5 separate regions of the Homo sapiens genome follow, and all the other regions are linked to region 4. A link is a contact called in ENCODE Hi-C or POLR2A ChIA-PET data. All regions are on one chromosome and are shown on one strand. Each heading gives the region's core, a stretch centred on a gene start or an enhancer-like site at or near the end of the contact. The rest is flanking DNA. Distances are from core to core; before and after follow the strand shown.

Region 1 (2,700 bases), core at 18-2,517, 1.2 Mb before region 4:
CCTGGAATGAGCCAGACATGCTTCAGGTTCCATGGAGTTTTTTTTTTTTTTTTTTTTTTTTGGATTAAAAAATTTGGTGACTTTTCAAAGTTTGACAACCTCAGGATTAAACAATTTATCGAGCCCCTCTGCCATCTCACTCTCCATGAGGGCAGTCCAGGTTGAGACTCAGATACAAATCACCTTTATTGAGTTCTGCTGGGATGGACAGGTCACTTCATGTATACGTAGATCCTCTCCTTAATTCTATTTAAATCACTTAGGTGACTATCACCATCTCCCATCAGGGTTCGGTGACCTGCCCACAGCCTCCCAAGTAGAAAATGATCCAGGGAGCATGTGAGTTAATGATACATCACATCTGGAGCCAGGCAGGCATTTCATGGGTGGGGATGAAGATCTTCCCTCCAATTTCAGAAGTCTGACCTTGCAGGTTCTGAAGTAACTATATACATAAATATTTATAAGGAGAACCCTTTAAGCAGAGGGGTGACCATTTATCCATGAGAGATGGCTTAGGAACGGATTTGGGTTTTGGAGAGCTTCTCTAGCTCCTCCAGCTCCGCAGCCTGTCACACGCAGGATGACCTTTTAGAACAACTGAGTGCTCCATTACACTCCTCACTTGCGGATTCAAACTGTCTCTGGGCAGGGTCCCAGTTTTGCCTGTCCAGGGACACTGTGCACTTGGGTTGACTTTGGTAAATGTTTGAGTAAGGGATGAGTGAATAAATTCGGGGAGAGGGGTTGTTGAGGGAAGGCCACCCCTGGCTCTAAAGACTTTCCAGGGTTTATGGGGTGGCCACGCCTGTCCTGGATCCCCATGGTGCCTCTGGATGGGCCATTTCATCCTTCCTCCCTGTGGCCTCCACATCTTACAACCCAGCCTGGAGGGAGGGGCCGCGCAGCCCCGAGGGGCCAGGTCTCCCAGGCGGCGTCCACTCCCCTCGAGGGTGGAGGAGGTAGGTGGGGACCCCGGGCCGGCGGGGCTCGGCTGGGGCCCCTTCCCTGAGGTCTGCAGCCGCAGCCCTCTACCTGGCTCCCCGGCCGCCCCTTCGCGGCCCCAGATCGGGCGCACCCGGCGGGCACCTGGCCCGCCGCCCCCCGGGGGCCCCGCCAGCTGCTCCCGAAGCCGGCCCGGGGTGGCGGGGCGGGCCCGAGCGCTAGTCGACTCTGGGACCGGTCCCCCGGGGCGCGGCCGGGCAGCAGCCCCCGCCTCCCCGCCCCGGGGGCCGGGCCGGGCTCCCGGGGGGCGGGGACTCGCCCAGTGGCAGCAGCGTCCGGGCCGGCGGCGGGCGCCGGGCGGCTTCCTGCAGGCGGCGCCGGGGCGAGCCGTTGCCGGCTGCAGCCACCGCCGCCGGGTCGCCGGGTCGCGGGGGCCGCGGCGCTCGGGCCGCGTCCGTGCCTCCCGGGCGCGCTGCGCGGCCGTCGCTGCTGCCCGCGCTCGTGCCGCCGCCGCCGCCGCCGCCGCTGCTGCCGGTTACGCCAGCCCCGCCGCCGCCCGCTCTGATTCTGCGCATAGGCAGCCCCCAAGCCTGTCATTCTGCAAAAACACAGTTTACTCAACACACCACACACACTCGCACACACACGCGCGCACACACACGCGCACACCGGACCCCGCGCGCACACGCACGGAGGGCGCGAGCGAGCAGACGCGCACACCGGCGAGCCAAGTTCCGCAGCCTGGCATGGCTTCTGGGGACCTTTACGAGGTACGGGGACGCGGGGGCGCGGGCCGGCCCCAGTCAGCGGGCGGCGGCGGGCGGCGGCGGCGGGCGGCGGGGACCGGGCCGGGGCCGGGGCCGGGCGCAATCCGGAGTTGCCGAGCCCGCGGCGGCGGCGGCGGCGGCCGGAGGGTGGCGGGGGCCGGGCGCGCCTCCCGCCCGCCGCCCGCCGCCCGCCGCCTCCCGCGGCGCCCGCGCCCGCTCCCTCTTTCTCTTTCTCTCGCACACACACTCTCTTACTCCATCTACTTTGCGGCCTTGGAGGGGAAGGAGGAAGCCGGGCGGAGCCGGGGCGGGGGAGGTAGCGGTCCCGGGGAGGTGTTTCTCGCCCGACGAGCCGCCTCGAGTACAGAAAGTACAGGTAAAAGTCGGCGCCGGACGTGCTGGGAATGCGGGGGGGCGCGCCGCGGCCGGCGGGGGTGTGGGGCGGGGGTTGCGCGGCCCGGCTGGGCCGGGGGCGCGGGGGAGGAGGGGGGCGGGCGATCGGAGCGGAGCCTGGCCGGGGCGAGGCGGGGTCCCGGGGGGCTGCGAAGGGGGAGGCTGGGTGGGGGTTCGGGGGGACAACCGCCAAACCGCTCCCCGGGGTCCCCGGGCCACCTCCCTCACCCCCCACCTGCTGCCCCCGCACCAGCTCGGACGCCCTCCGGGCTCGGGCGTGGGGGTGGCCCTTGCGGGTGTCGTGCTCCCTGGGGGCGAAAGGGGGCGCTGCGGAGGGCCCTGGGTGGGAGGAGAACGTGGAAGTCTGAGGTGTTGGGGACATAGGACACAGATGCCAGCCCAGCGCCCAGTACTCTCGTCACCCTCAGTGGATACCTGGCTCCAGGTCCTAATGAGTAGTGGCCAGCGTTGGATACTCTCATGTCTTCCCAAAAGTGGCGAAGGAAGACATTAGTCTGGCATCTTTCAAACAATGGAGGAACACCCATGGTCTTTGGGGAGCAAGGGCTTAGGAACACAACTGTTACTGCTTTGG
Region 2 (2,700 bases), core at 48-2,547, 1.4 Mb before region 4:
CAATTAAGACGGAAATCCCTTTAGTAAACGTTTACCCCGTGACCATTTTTAAACTTTCCTTTTTTTGTTGTTTCGGAGACACAGTCTCGCTTTGTCGCCCAGGGTGCAGTGCAGTGGCGCGATCTCGGGTCACTGCAACCTCCGCCTCCCGGGTTCATGCGCTTCTCCTGCCTCAGCCTCCCAAATAGCTGGGATTACAGGCACCCGATACCACGTCCGGTTAATTTTTGTATTTTTAGTAGAGACGGGGTTTCACCATGTTGGCCAGGCTGGTCTCGAACTCCTGACCTAAGGTGATCCGCCCACGTCGGTCTCCCAAAGTGTTGGGATTACAGGCGTAAACTACCGCGCCTGGCCCCATTTTAAAACTTTCTTTATACTTCCTAGCGTTTTAGTGTCTGACATACAGTAGATGCTCAAGATCTGTGGAACGCATGATCAAAAAGATCCATTTTAAGTAACGTTCCCGTAGCCACACACCTCTGCTGCGCTCCAACAGGCAATGCGAGGAGCAACGCAAGAGGGTACAGGGACAAAAAACGACGGAAGCCGAGGTGACAGAAAAGCAAAACCCCAACTCTGGGAAAGGAAGCAACCCCAGGATCGTAGAGCGGAGCCCCTGGTCACATGACCACACGGCCCTCCCCTGACGCAGTCGCGAGCCTACGAAAGGCTCCACCCGCCCCACCGCGGGCGAGGTGACGTCACAGCCGGCACAGCGCCACCGCCCCCTCACCTCGGCCCGAACCGTAGTTCCTCGCCCCGAGCCCGAGACCCAGCGCCAATCCTGCGCCTCACAACGTGCGACAATTGCGAAAAAGCCACCCCCGAGGCCTGGGATCTGGCTTCCTCAAGGCCCCACACCCTCCGGGGCCCGATCCAGTGCCGCCCGGGGCTCTCTTACCGGCCCACATCTCCTGCAGTCTCACTCCTCAAGAGCTGTTCCCGCTCGCCGCGCCTTCAAAGCCACCAATTGCAGTTCCCGCCGCCTCCAAGCTCCGCCCACCGGAGCACAAGCATCAGGCTGTGTCTTGGGCACAGGGGACTGCACGGGGGAGCGACTGAAGCGAAGGTCGCCGAGCCCCCCACGCCGCTCTTCTTAGAAGTGTGCAACCTTGCACCAGTAGTGGACTTACACATAGGCTCCGTTAGGACCTGGCTTATGTGCTCGGCTTGTGGCTTAGACGCTGCCGTGCCCCAGTGGACTCACTGTGCCTCCCCCCACGACGGACGGAAATGGGCCCCTCCAGGACAGGCGGCGCATGCGCCTTGGGGCCCGCGGGCGGCGGGGGCGAGGAGCCGGGAGCACGGTGGAGCGGTGGAGGGCGTCACTGGGTTTCGGCGTCTGGCAAGCGGTTCAGCTGTCTGCTCCCTAGCAGCCGGCCTTCGGGTCGGGCGTCTCCGCCGGCTACTGCCGCTTCAGTTCTCCCGGTGTGGCCACGAGTCGGGTGAGTCTCGGGAGTCCAGGCCGTTCCGAACGCGTTCCGTTGTTCCTCCTCAGGTCCCTGATGGCGCGTCCCGCCGAGCCCCTTCCTGCCGCCCGTCGGCCCCAGGAGGTGGGGACCAGGAAGACCCGGCTGCCGCAGGCCCACAGCCGGGCTGCTGCGCTGGGGAGGCTGCGAGCGAGGTGGCTGGGCGCTCGCTGGAACACGCTGGTGGCCGAGACAGGCCGTGGGCGTCGCTCGGGGTTGGGATCCGCCCGCCACTCACTCAACTGGCTGGTGACCTTGGGCGCGCTCCTCCCCTCCCGGAGCCGGGGCTTCCTCGCCGGTAAAATGGACCTTGAGGAATGGAGCCCTCAACACAGGGTTTGACACGATGAGCGCCCAATAAAGTGTTGTTATTGTTGTTTATCTAGCAATTGAGAATTTGCGGGTAGAAAACGGGGGCCGTTCAAGCAAGTCTCAGCTGCAGTGCCCTGTGATGTGAGAACCCACCAAGAGCCCCATCAGTACACTTTACTCTTTTTTCTCCTTTAATGCTTTTTTTTTCCAGGAAAGTAATACATTCATCTTGCTTTTCTTGCGTTTAAAGATCAGGCGTTTTACGTAGAGTCTTAAGTAAATCAGTTTTGGAAGTCTTCATTTAAAACCTCAAAGGCATGGAAGTTTTCGATGGCAAAGGAATTATGTTGTGATGCCATTCGTATCTCCTCTCCTTTATATGTATGGCTTTTGCACTTGTTTAGTTGATTTAAAATGAGTTTCTTTTTCATCCTTTTCCTACTGCGTTGAGGCCTGAACTAGTTGTCAGTTTCTGACATTCCGCGAACATCGATTGGGCATTTACCATGTGCATTGGCAAGAATGCTCCCTCACGAGCCTGTGCGTTCCTTGAGATGTGTGAACGAGTATTTTCCTCTGAAATTCACATGATTCTGGCAGAGTGCTAGGCACCTTGTAAGTCCTGGTAATGTTTATTCAGGGAAAGCTGCGAGGGCGCATTCTCTGAGAAACTCTTCGGTGGAAGTCAGAGTAGTTAAGCCCTTCTCCCTAGGCAGCACCCCCGGGTCCCTCCCAGAAGCAGCCTGGCATGGGGTCTACAGTGCCAGCGCCAGTCGCTTTCTTAGTGGTATCGGTTTAGAACTGGTCCTGTGATAAGTGGAAGTGGGCAGGGGAGGCCGTCCCCGACCGTGTCTGCGACCTCTGCTGCAGTATGGCTCATAGCTTGAAAAGTTGAAAAATAATTCTTTAATACCAG
Region 3 (2,700 bases), core at 134-2,633, 1.4 Mb after region 4:
CCAAACTTTAAAATGCAAGAGAGCATCATGGGATGACAGTGGAAGAATGGACCTGGGTGAGAGGAGGCTAGGATGGGGAGAGGGAAGGGAAGGCTCACATGTCTCTTTTTTTGTTTTTGGTTTTTTTTGAGACAGTCTCCCTCTGTTGCCCAGGCTGGAGTGCAGTGGTGCGATCTCAGTTCACTGCAACCTCCACCTCCCAGGTTCAAGCAATTCTCATGCCTCAGCCTCCCAAGTAGCTGGAATTACAGGCGCACACCACCATACCCAGCTAATTTTGTTATTTTTAGTAGAGATAGGGTTTCACCATGTTGGCCAGGCTGGTCTCGAACTCCTGACCTCAAGTGATCTGCCTGCCTCGGCCTCCCAAAGTGCTAGGATTACAGGCGTGAGCCACTGTGCCCGGCTGGCTTTCATATCTCTTATTCTTTCTGCTTCCGCTCTCTCCTGTCCCCTATTAGCCATGGGTTCCAGAGAGGAGAGAAGGCTCGGGAGAGCAGGGGACTCAGGAGGTCACCCTGCTACCCTCACCTTTTTAATAACCCTCCTCAAACCCTGGTTCCACGTCTCCCTCACTCAAGGATTTATGTCTCATTTTCAATGGAATGTTACATTTGGTCAGACCACGAAGAAAACTCCTCATTATAAACTAGGAAATGTGTGGAGAGAGAATTATTTACCCAAGGCAGTGCTCAATCAGTGTTGCCCGAATATTTATTTAGCCCACACACGGAGAAGTTGTGTTAATGTTTGCCAAAGAATGTAGCTTTATAAAGTAACTGGGTCAAAAAAGACAGCATATCATTTTACAAATAACTTTAAAATTGCTTAAGTTAAATAGCTGGGCTCTCTCAGGTTTGTCTTTTCAAAAACGCTGCAGAAACAATATCCAGAATTATGTCTAATAAAATACAGGTATTACAAAGTGGCTGTTTAGCCCATTAAAGAAAATGGAGAGTGAAATCTGAATTATTTCTACCCGAGGCAGAAGCAGACAAAGTTACCAAAATTATGTTAGGCCGACGTCGCAATTCTTCAAGTCTGCAGGGCGGCAAGGCTAACAGCTCCTGCACCAAGACTCTATTAGGAGAGCTGTATTTTTCAGTCAACAATGACAGGCATTCCATTTCTCAGCCTCAAATCTAGTGTAGCTATGGGGAATTCACCCAAAACATTTGCTTTTGCTTTATCAGTGGCATTTGTCTGCCTCAAAAGCCTTGTGAGGGAGAGGGCTACTACGTGACGCTGCCAGGCAATGCTGTTGGAGGCAGCTGATTTGATGGACAAGAAGGGGAGCAGTGACCACCTGGGTCACTCTGACTCCGCCCTCTCTGAGCCAAGTGAATCTGAGCAATGATGTCATAATAATCATCAATAGCAACAGTGGCTGCGCGTGAGGGGCGTGGTGGTTCACGCCTGTAATCCCAACACTTTGGGAAGCCGAGGTGGGCAGATCATTTGAGCTGAGGAGTTCAAGACCAGCCTGGACAACATGCTGAAACCCCATCTCTACTAAAACTACAAAGAATTAGCCAGGCATGGTAGCACATGCCTGTAGTCCCAGCCACTCAGGAGCCTAAGGCAGGAGAATTGCTTGAACTTCCCCAGCTTCAAGAGGAAGAGTCTGCAGTGAGCCGAGATGGCGCCACTGCACTCCAGCCTGGGTGACAAGAGTAAAACTCCCTCTCAAAACAAACAAACAAACCAAAAAAACAAATAGCAACAGCAACCACAATCATCATCACCATCAAGGCTGGAACAAGGATGAGGCAGGCAGGCTCTGATAGCAACAGGAGGAAGCAGACCAAGGAGGGAGAGAAAGGAAGGCAGAGAAGGGGAAAAAAAAACACAAATGATAATAATAGATGCTGACATTTACGGAGCACTTACTATGTGCTGGGAACCATGCTGACGGCACACCGAATCCACTGAACAGGTGGGTAAGTATCATGGGTCAATATCATTCTCATTTTAATGTTGACAGTCACAAGACTTTCATCTGTACAATGGGGGTACTGCTGGCTCCCAAGGCCAGTGTTGGTGGAATACAGTGAATAGAGGTGAGTACCGTGTGACAGGAGGCTGCATCAGTAAGCAGGGGCAGCCAGCCAGGTGAGGAACATGCCCACTGAGATGGAGGTCAGGACGTTGAGAGATCCCCAAATTGCAAGTTGTCATCCTGAGACAAGCGATACCTTGCTGGACACTAATTCATTCTTGGAGTCTCTCCCTCTCAGCCCTTTGGCTTCATGTTCTGGAGAGAATGACCAGAGAGACCCATTTACTCAACGCTTCTCAATGAGACAGGGATCTTCTAAAGGGCACTGTCTTATATAGATCCTTGCACCTGCAATACCTGCCTGGCCCAGCCTGGCCCTCGCAGGTTCTTGTGAAATATTTGCTTATGAGTAAGCAAATGCATAACACGAGACGGCTGCTCTGGAATGACAGTTGCGAACACAGGAGGCTGCTGAGACTTCCAGAGACTGTAGATAAAGAACAAAGACCCTGTGAAGTTCCTCCGGGAAACCAGATGTGGCAGTGTGCTAGGGCTGCCCTAGCGTATCAGCACAAGCTCAACAGAAACTGACTCTCACAGTTCAGGAGACCAGAAGTCTGAAACCAAGGTGTTGGCAGGGGTGACTCCTTGTGGAAACCGTGCCAGGTTTCTCTCCTCGTTTCTGGGGGCTGCCCATGACC
Region 4 (2,700 bases), core at 172-2,671:
ACAGTCCCAACTTCTAAGCAGACGGGCTGGTCTTCCAAAGGCTGGGTCGGTTTCAGGAGCTTTCTCTCCAAATAAATCTCTGCTTCTTCGACTTGCCTATCGCTTTAAAATCTTAGAAACAGAGTTAGTTGTTGGTTTCCTTCTTTTTTCTTTTTCTTTTTTATTTCTTTTTTGCATAAACTTTTAGAGAATCAATCTAGAAATTTGAACTACTTATTAGCATTTGCAACTGGGGGTGGGGGGAGCAGCCTCCCCCACCCCACCCCCCACTCTGCGTTTCCGGACTAGTTCCAGAAACCGCGGTTTAAAATTTAACCCTTCGAGGGTAGCTGGTGAGGGCTGGGGTATTGTTTTTCCCCCTTGCTCCCTGCCACGATCAAGTCCGAAATAATTAAAGGAAACGTAAAAGTGCAAAGGGCGCGCCTGACCCTGATAAACAGAGGTCAGATTTCGTAAGGGGACGGGTGAGTGTGAGTGTGTGTGTGTTTGTGTGTGTGTGTGTAAGAGAGAGAGAGAGCGAGCGCGCAATATGAGTCTCAAAGGCCAAACTCCGGCCAGTCAGGAGCCGGAAGGCTGAGCCCGGCTGACCTGACTTTGAGCTTCCCCGGAGTTATCTCGCATAGGCGCTCGCTCTGTCCAAGGGCACGCGACGCCAGCGGGCAGCCGGTCTCCGTGAAGAATGGCCTCTAAACAACTTATTTTACCTCGTTGTAAAGAGAGGGATAAAATGGGCTTTCCCTCTCCACGGATGCCCAGCCTTCTGGGCAGGCGCATGGCCGGGCGGCGCCCAGCCCGCAGCCCCGATCCGGACACCCCACTGCATCCCTCCCTTCCCGGTCCCTTCCCCGCACGGGCGCCCGAGAGACGGACAAAGAGTTGGGGCCAAGTTTGAGCGCCGGGCACGGCCAGGCTCAGGGAAGGAAGGTCCCCGGCAGACACCTGGGTACCAGAGTTGGTGCGAGGAGGAAAAGCTGGGAGGCGAATTCACAATCCTGGGGGTGGAGGGCAGGCAGGGGAGGGGAATCAGGCCAATCCCAGCCGAGTGAGCCCCCAGCGAGCTGGGGCTCCGGATGGGAGGCCTGTCTCGCGCTCCAAAGAAAAGCAAACCGCCCTCCCAGGTCCGCCCGGATTGCCGAAGCCCCTCTGGAAAAACTCCTTCCCCTCTTACACCAAACTTTGCGCCGGGCCTCGTTCCCTCCCGGGTAGGCAGCGGCGCAGGAAGGGTTAAGCCAGCCCGTCCCAGCTGACAGTCAGCTGATTGGGCCCTGATTGACAGCTCCGAAAAGTTTCCTTGTTTCTATACTATTATGCTAATCGCGGCCGCTCTCGCCGCCTCCCATTGGCCCGGAGTGCCAGTCAATTTCTCATTTGGACCTGACGTCACGAGTGCTATAAAACTCAGCAATTGCTTTAAACTCTTCTTGCTGGATCAGAGGCTTTAAAATCTTTTTTCATCTTCTAGCTGTAGCTCGGGCTGCTTGTCGGCTTGGCCTCCCCCTCCCCCCTTTGCTCTCTGCCTCGTCTTTCCCCAGGACTTCGCTATTTTGCTTTTTTAAAAAAAGGCAAGAAAGAACTAAACTCCCCCCTCCCTCTCCTCCAGTCGGGCTGCACCTCTGCCTTGCACTTTGCACAGAGGTAGAGAGCGCGCGAGGGAGAGAGAGGAAAGAAAAAAAATAATAAAGAGAGCCAAGCAGAAGAGGAGGCGAGAAGCATGAAGTGTTAACTCCCCCGTGCCAAGGCCCGCGCCGCCCGGACAGACGCCCGCCGCGCCTCCAGCCCCGAGCGGACGCCGCGCGCGCCCTGCCTGCAGCCCGGGCCGGCGAGGCGAGCCCTTCCTTATGCAAAGCGCGCAGCGGAGCGGCGAGCGGGGGACGCCGCGCACCGGGCCGGGCTCCTCCAGCTTCGCCGCCGCAGCCACCACCGCCGCCACCGCAGCTCGCGGAGGATCTTCCCGAGCCTGAAGCCGCCGGCTCGGCGCGCAAGGAGGCGAGCGAGCAAGGAGGGGCCGGGGCGAGCGAGGGAGCACATTGGCGTGAGCAGGGGGGAGGGAGGGCGGGCGCGGGGGGCGCGGGCAGGGCGGGGGGGTGTGTGTGTGAGCGCGCTCGGAGGTTTCGGGCCAGCCACCGCCGCGCAAGCTAGAAGCGCCCCAGCCCGGCAAGCTGGCTCACCCGCTGGCCACCCAGCACAGCCCGCTGGCCCCTCTCCTGCAGCCCATCTGGCGGAGCGGCGGCGGCGGCGGCGGCGGCGGCAGGAGAATGGCATCAGAACTGGCAATGAGCAACTCCGACCTGCCCACCAGTCCCCTGGCCATGGAATATGTTAATGACTTCGATCTGATGAAGTTTGAAGTGAAAAAGGAACCGGTGGAGACCGACCGCATCATCAGCCAGTGCGGCCGTCTCATCGCCGGGGGCTCGCTGTCCTCCACCCCCATGAGCACGCCGTGCAGCTCGGTGCCCCCTTCCCCCAGCTTCTCGGCGCCCAGCCCGGGCTCGGGCAGCGAGCAGAAGGCGCACCTGGAAGACTACTACTGGATGACCGGCTACCCGCAGCAGCTGAACCCCGAGGCGCTGGGCTTCAGCCCCGAGGACGCGGTCGAGGCGCTCATCAGCAACAGCCACCAGCTCCAGGGCGGCTTCGATGGCTACGCGCGCGGGGCGCAGCAGCTGGCCGCGGCGGCCGGGGCCGGTGCCGGCGCCT
Region 5 (2,700 bases), core at 1-2,500, 1.9 Mb after region 4:
AAAAATTAGCCGGGCATCGTGGCACATGCCTGTAATCCCAGCTACTCAGAAGGTTGAGGCAGGAGAATCGCTTGAACCCAGGAGGCAGAGGCTGCAGTGAGCCGAGATTGCCTACTGCACTGTAGCCAGGGCGGCAGAGTGAGACTCTGTCTCAAAAAAAAAAAAAAAAAAGTGTATACAAATGACTTCTCTGAGTTTCATCTTCATTTGTGTCAGGCTTGAGGATATTTAAGAAGATTAAATGATGCAGTTCATATACTGTGGCTGGCACACAGCTGGTGCTCAGGGAATGGTAACCACTGTCATAAATCTCCCCATCATTAGATAAGCAGTTGTTTGCAGGAGGTATTTGCTATTTTTTGCCTCTTTCTAGGTGGCAGGGTGCTCACCAGATGTGGTTGGGTAACGGCAGTGTATTTCAAAGACCAAATGGCCTGAAAAAAATCAGTGAATGCTGGCACAGGGATTGCACAGTGCATCTGGATGCACGCAGGCCAGCCTCCAGAAAAGGAAACTGTGGGCTGGTGGCTTTTAACCACCCGGAAACCACAGAACTGACCAGACAAACCAGCCAAAGTAAAAGGCTGCAAAAACGTTATCTGTCCACTTTAGGGGCTGGCCGCTGGAATAATCACCAAGGTATCAACAGCAGTAGCAGCCACCCCGTTCTGAGCATGGTCTCAATTTTGACGTTTCTCATTTTATCCTCACAACAGCCCGGCAAGTGATCACAGGGTCACCTCCAGGCTCAGAGAGTTTACGAAACTGACAGACCCAAGGTCACAACTGAAAGTAGCCACCGGGGGACTTGAATCCGGGGCTGCCTGCTGCGGGTCTGTGCCACTGTCGGGGGTCCTGGGGTCCAACTCTGGAGACGCGGATTGCAGAACAGCCAAGCCGGCTGGGAAGGGGAGCAGCGTGTATGTAAACCATACTGGCTTAAGCCGGCTCTGTTCCTGGCCAGAGCAGTGCAAAGGTTCGGGGACCCTGCGGGTTGCTGGAGGCGAGTGCTCCCCCATCCGGCGCTCGCAGGTGGACTGGCGGGAGCTGCAAAATCAGTCCCGGCCAAAAGGCCCCGGTGGCCTCCGCTACGATCAAGGCCGGGCCTGACCAAGCTCGGGGTGCCAGGGCCCGGAAAGCCTTTACCTGACTGGCTCCTCGGGAAGACCAAGTCGTGACATTGCCCTGGGGAATGTTTGTTTCCGGGCGGACTCCTCGGAGCTGCTCGGTCGGTCGCGCTTGCGCAGAGCAGCTCTGGGCTTGGGAGCGGCCTAAAGCCAGAGAGAGGGGCGGGGCTTAGAGCACGAGGCGGGGTGGTGTCTGGGGCGGAGACAGGGGGCGGGGCGGTGCGAGATCTGGGATCGGAGGCCGGGATCGGGGCGGGGCGGGGCTTATAGCCAGAGGCGGGACTTGAGGTGGGGAGAGGCGCGGGGCGGGACTTAGGGCCGGGTGTTCCTGGTTGCTCAAAGCAGTTTCTGCCGGGCTCCTTGGGCTTCTATGGAAGCAAGAGGTATAGGAGGAGTTGTGGAATTTAGAGCTGGAAGAGTTAAAAAAAAAAAAAATACAGTGTTGGTGAGGTGATAATATTTTACACTCGCATTCGCTGTTGCTGGAAGGTTAAGGTGATTCATTCAACTTTTTGGAACTGCTGTCAGCACCTGTTCACCGACCACCTGTATGCACTGGGTGCAGATCCCACAGCTAGCGAAAAGACACGTGGAGCTCACAGTCAAATGGTAGAAACATAAATTAATCACACAGGGCTGGATGCAGTGGCATATGCTTGTAATTCCAACACTTTGGGAGGCCAAGAGGGGAGGATCACTTGAATCCAGGAGTTCGAGCCCAGCCTGGGCAACATGGCGAAACCCCATCTCTACAAAATAAAAATAAAAAATTAGCCAGGCGTGGTGGCACACACCTGTGGTCCCAGCTACTCAAGAGGCTGAGGTGGGAGGATCGCTTGAGCCCAGGAGGTCGAAGCTGCAGTGAGCCGTGATAGCACCACTGCACTCCAGCCTGACAGAGGTAGACCGTCTCAAAAATAAGAAGAAGAAGATAAGAAGTTTTTAATGCAAAAAAAAAAAAAAAAAAAAATCACACTGATAAAGCAGTGGCCTTTGGTCCTTCTAGAGCGTGTGAAGGAGAAATGTGACCCAATTAGGAGACAGAAGAGGCTTGGTAGAGGAAATAGAAGTGCAGCTCATCTTGAAAGCAGTAGTTCTCAAAGTGTGGTCCTCAGACCAGCAGAATCAGGATCACTTTGGTCCTGTTAAAAATGTGGACTCTGGGCCAGGCGCTGTGGCTCACACCTGTAATCCCAGCACTTTGGGAGGCCAAGTCGGGTGGATCACCTAAGGTCAGGAGTTTGAGACCAGCTTGGCCAACATGGTGAAACCCCATCTCTACTAAAAAAACAAAAATTAGCCAGTGGCAGGCGCCTGTAATCTCAGCTACTAGGAGGCTGAGGCAGGAGAATCGCTTGAACCTGGGAGGCGGAGTTTGCAGTGGGCCGAGATCGCGCCATTGCACTCCAGCCTGGGCAAAAAAAAGCGAAACTCTGTCTCAAAAACAAAACAAAACAAAACAACAACAACAACAACAACAAAAACCAAGAAAGAAAGAAAGGAAAGAAAGAAAAGAGAAAAGAAAAGAAAAGAAAAAAGACGAAAAGAAAAGAAAAGAAAAGAAAAGGTGGAC

What was found. A loop is a pair of places that touch in the nucleus more often than their neighbours do. ChIA-PET counts read pairs that join two places held with the same protein, here RNA polymerase II (POLR2A). Pooled maps may share reads with other maps.
Region 1: a loop to region 4 is called in a map of naive thymus-derived CD4-positive, alpha-beta T cell, with 4 times the contacts of the local background. The contact joins the promoter of CDYL2 here to the promoter of MAF in region 4. A Hi-C loop is called at or near these places in 2 of 168 maps with a recorded cell type or tissue (both naive thymus-derived CD4-positive, alpha-beta T cell), 1 of 37 single-sample maps with no recorded cell type and 8 of 50 pooled maps. POLR2A ChIA-PET finds 5 or more read pairs at or near these places in 1 of 52 experiments (activated CD8-positive, alpha-beta memory T cell).
Region 2: a map of CD4-positive, alpha-beta memory T cell shows a loop between it and region 4 (18-fold over the local background). The contact joins the promoter of CMC2 here to the promoter of MAF in region 4. A Hi-C loop is called at or near these places in 3 of 168 maps with a recorded cell type or tissue (CD4-positive, alpha-beta memory T cell and naive thymus-derived CD4-positive, alpha-beta T cell) and 10 of 50 pooled maps.
Region 3: a loop to region 4 is called in a map of endothelial cell of umbilical vein, with 10 times the contacts of the local background. The contact joins the promoter of WWOX-AS1 here to the promoter of MAF in region 4. A Hi-C loop is called at or near these places in 14 of 168 maps with a recorded cell type or tissue (Caco-2, Calu3, IMR-90 and 9 more), 1 of 37 single-sample maps with no recorded cell type and 19 of 50 pooled maps.
Region 5: a loop to region 4 is called in a map of mammary epithelial cell, with 8 times the contacts of the local background. The contact joins the promoter of NUDT7 here to the promoter of MAF in region 4. A Hi-C loop is called at or near these places in 2 of 168 maps with a recorded cell type or tissue (CD4-positive, alpha-beta T cell and mammary epithelial cell) and 7 of 50 pooled maps.

Annotation. Positions count from the first base shown.
Region 1 is chr16:80,803,165-80,805,864 of GRCh38, reverse strand. CDYL2 (chromodomain Y like 2) reads left to right here and starts at 1,267. Exons shown (of 7, transcript NM_152342.4): 1 at 1,267-1,715. The coding sequence starts at 1,692. RefSeq lists silencers at 987-1,046, 1,067-1,376, 1,987-2,056, 2,337-2,486.
Region 2 is chr16:81,005,482-81,008,181 of GRCh38, reverse strand. It overlaps CMC2 (C-X9-C motif containing 2), which reads left to right and starts at 1,297. Exons shown (of 4, transcript NM_020188.5): 1 at 1,297-1,448. CENPN (centromere protein N) reads right to left here and starts at 968. Exons shown (of 11, transcript NM_001100624.3): 1 at 905-968. RefSeq lists enhancers at 460-599, 910-1,019 and a silencer at 1,190-1,559.
Region 3 is chr16:78,240,434-78,243,133 of GRCh38, reverse strand. It overlaps WWOX-AS1 (WWOX antisense RNA 1), which reads left to right and starts at 1,383. Exons shown (of 4, transcript NR_184272.1): 1 at 1,383-1,936. The region is part of intron 5 of WWOX (WW domain containing oxidoreductase); the gene reads right to left. RefSeq lists a silencer at 2,268-2,562.
Region 4 is chr16:79,599,458-79,602,157 of GRCh38, reverse strand. MAF (MAF bZIP transcription factor) reads left to right here and starts at 1,421. Exons shown (of 2, transcript NM_005360.5): 1 at 1,421-2,700. The coding sequence starts at 2,256. LOC101928230 (a long non-coding RNA gene) reads right to left here and starts at 1,271. Exons shown (of 3, transcript NR_188556.1): 1 at 1,169-1,271; 2 at 1-111. RefSeq lists an enhancer at 1,212-1,506.
Region 5 is chr16:77,721,064-77,723,763 of GRCh38, reverse strand. It overlaps NUDT7 (nudix hydrolase 7), which reads right to left and starts at 1,250. Exons shown (of 4, transcript NM_001105663.3): 1 at 1,147-1,250. The coding sequence starts at 1,181. RefSeq lists a silencer at 1,275-1,404 and an enhancer at 1,118-1,412.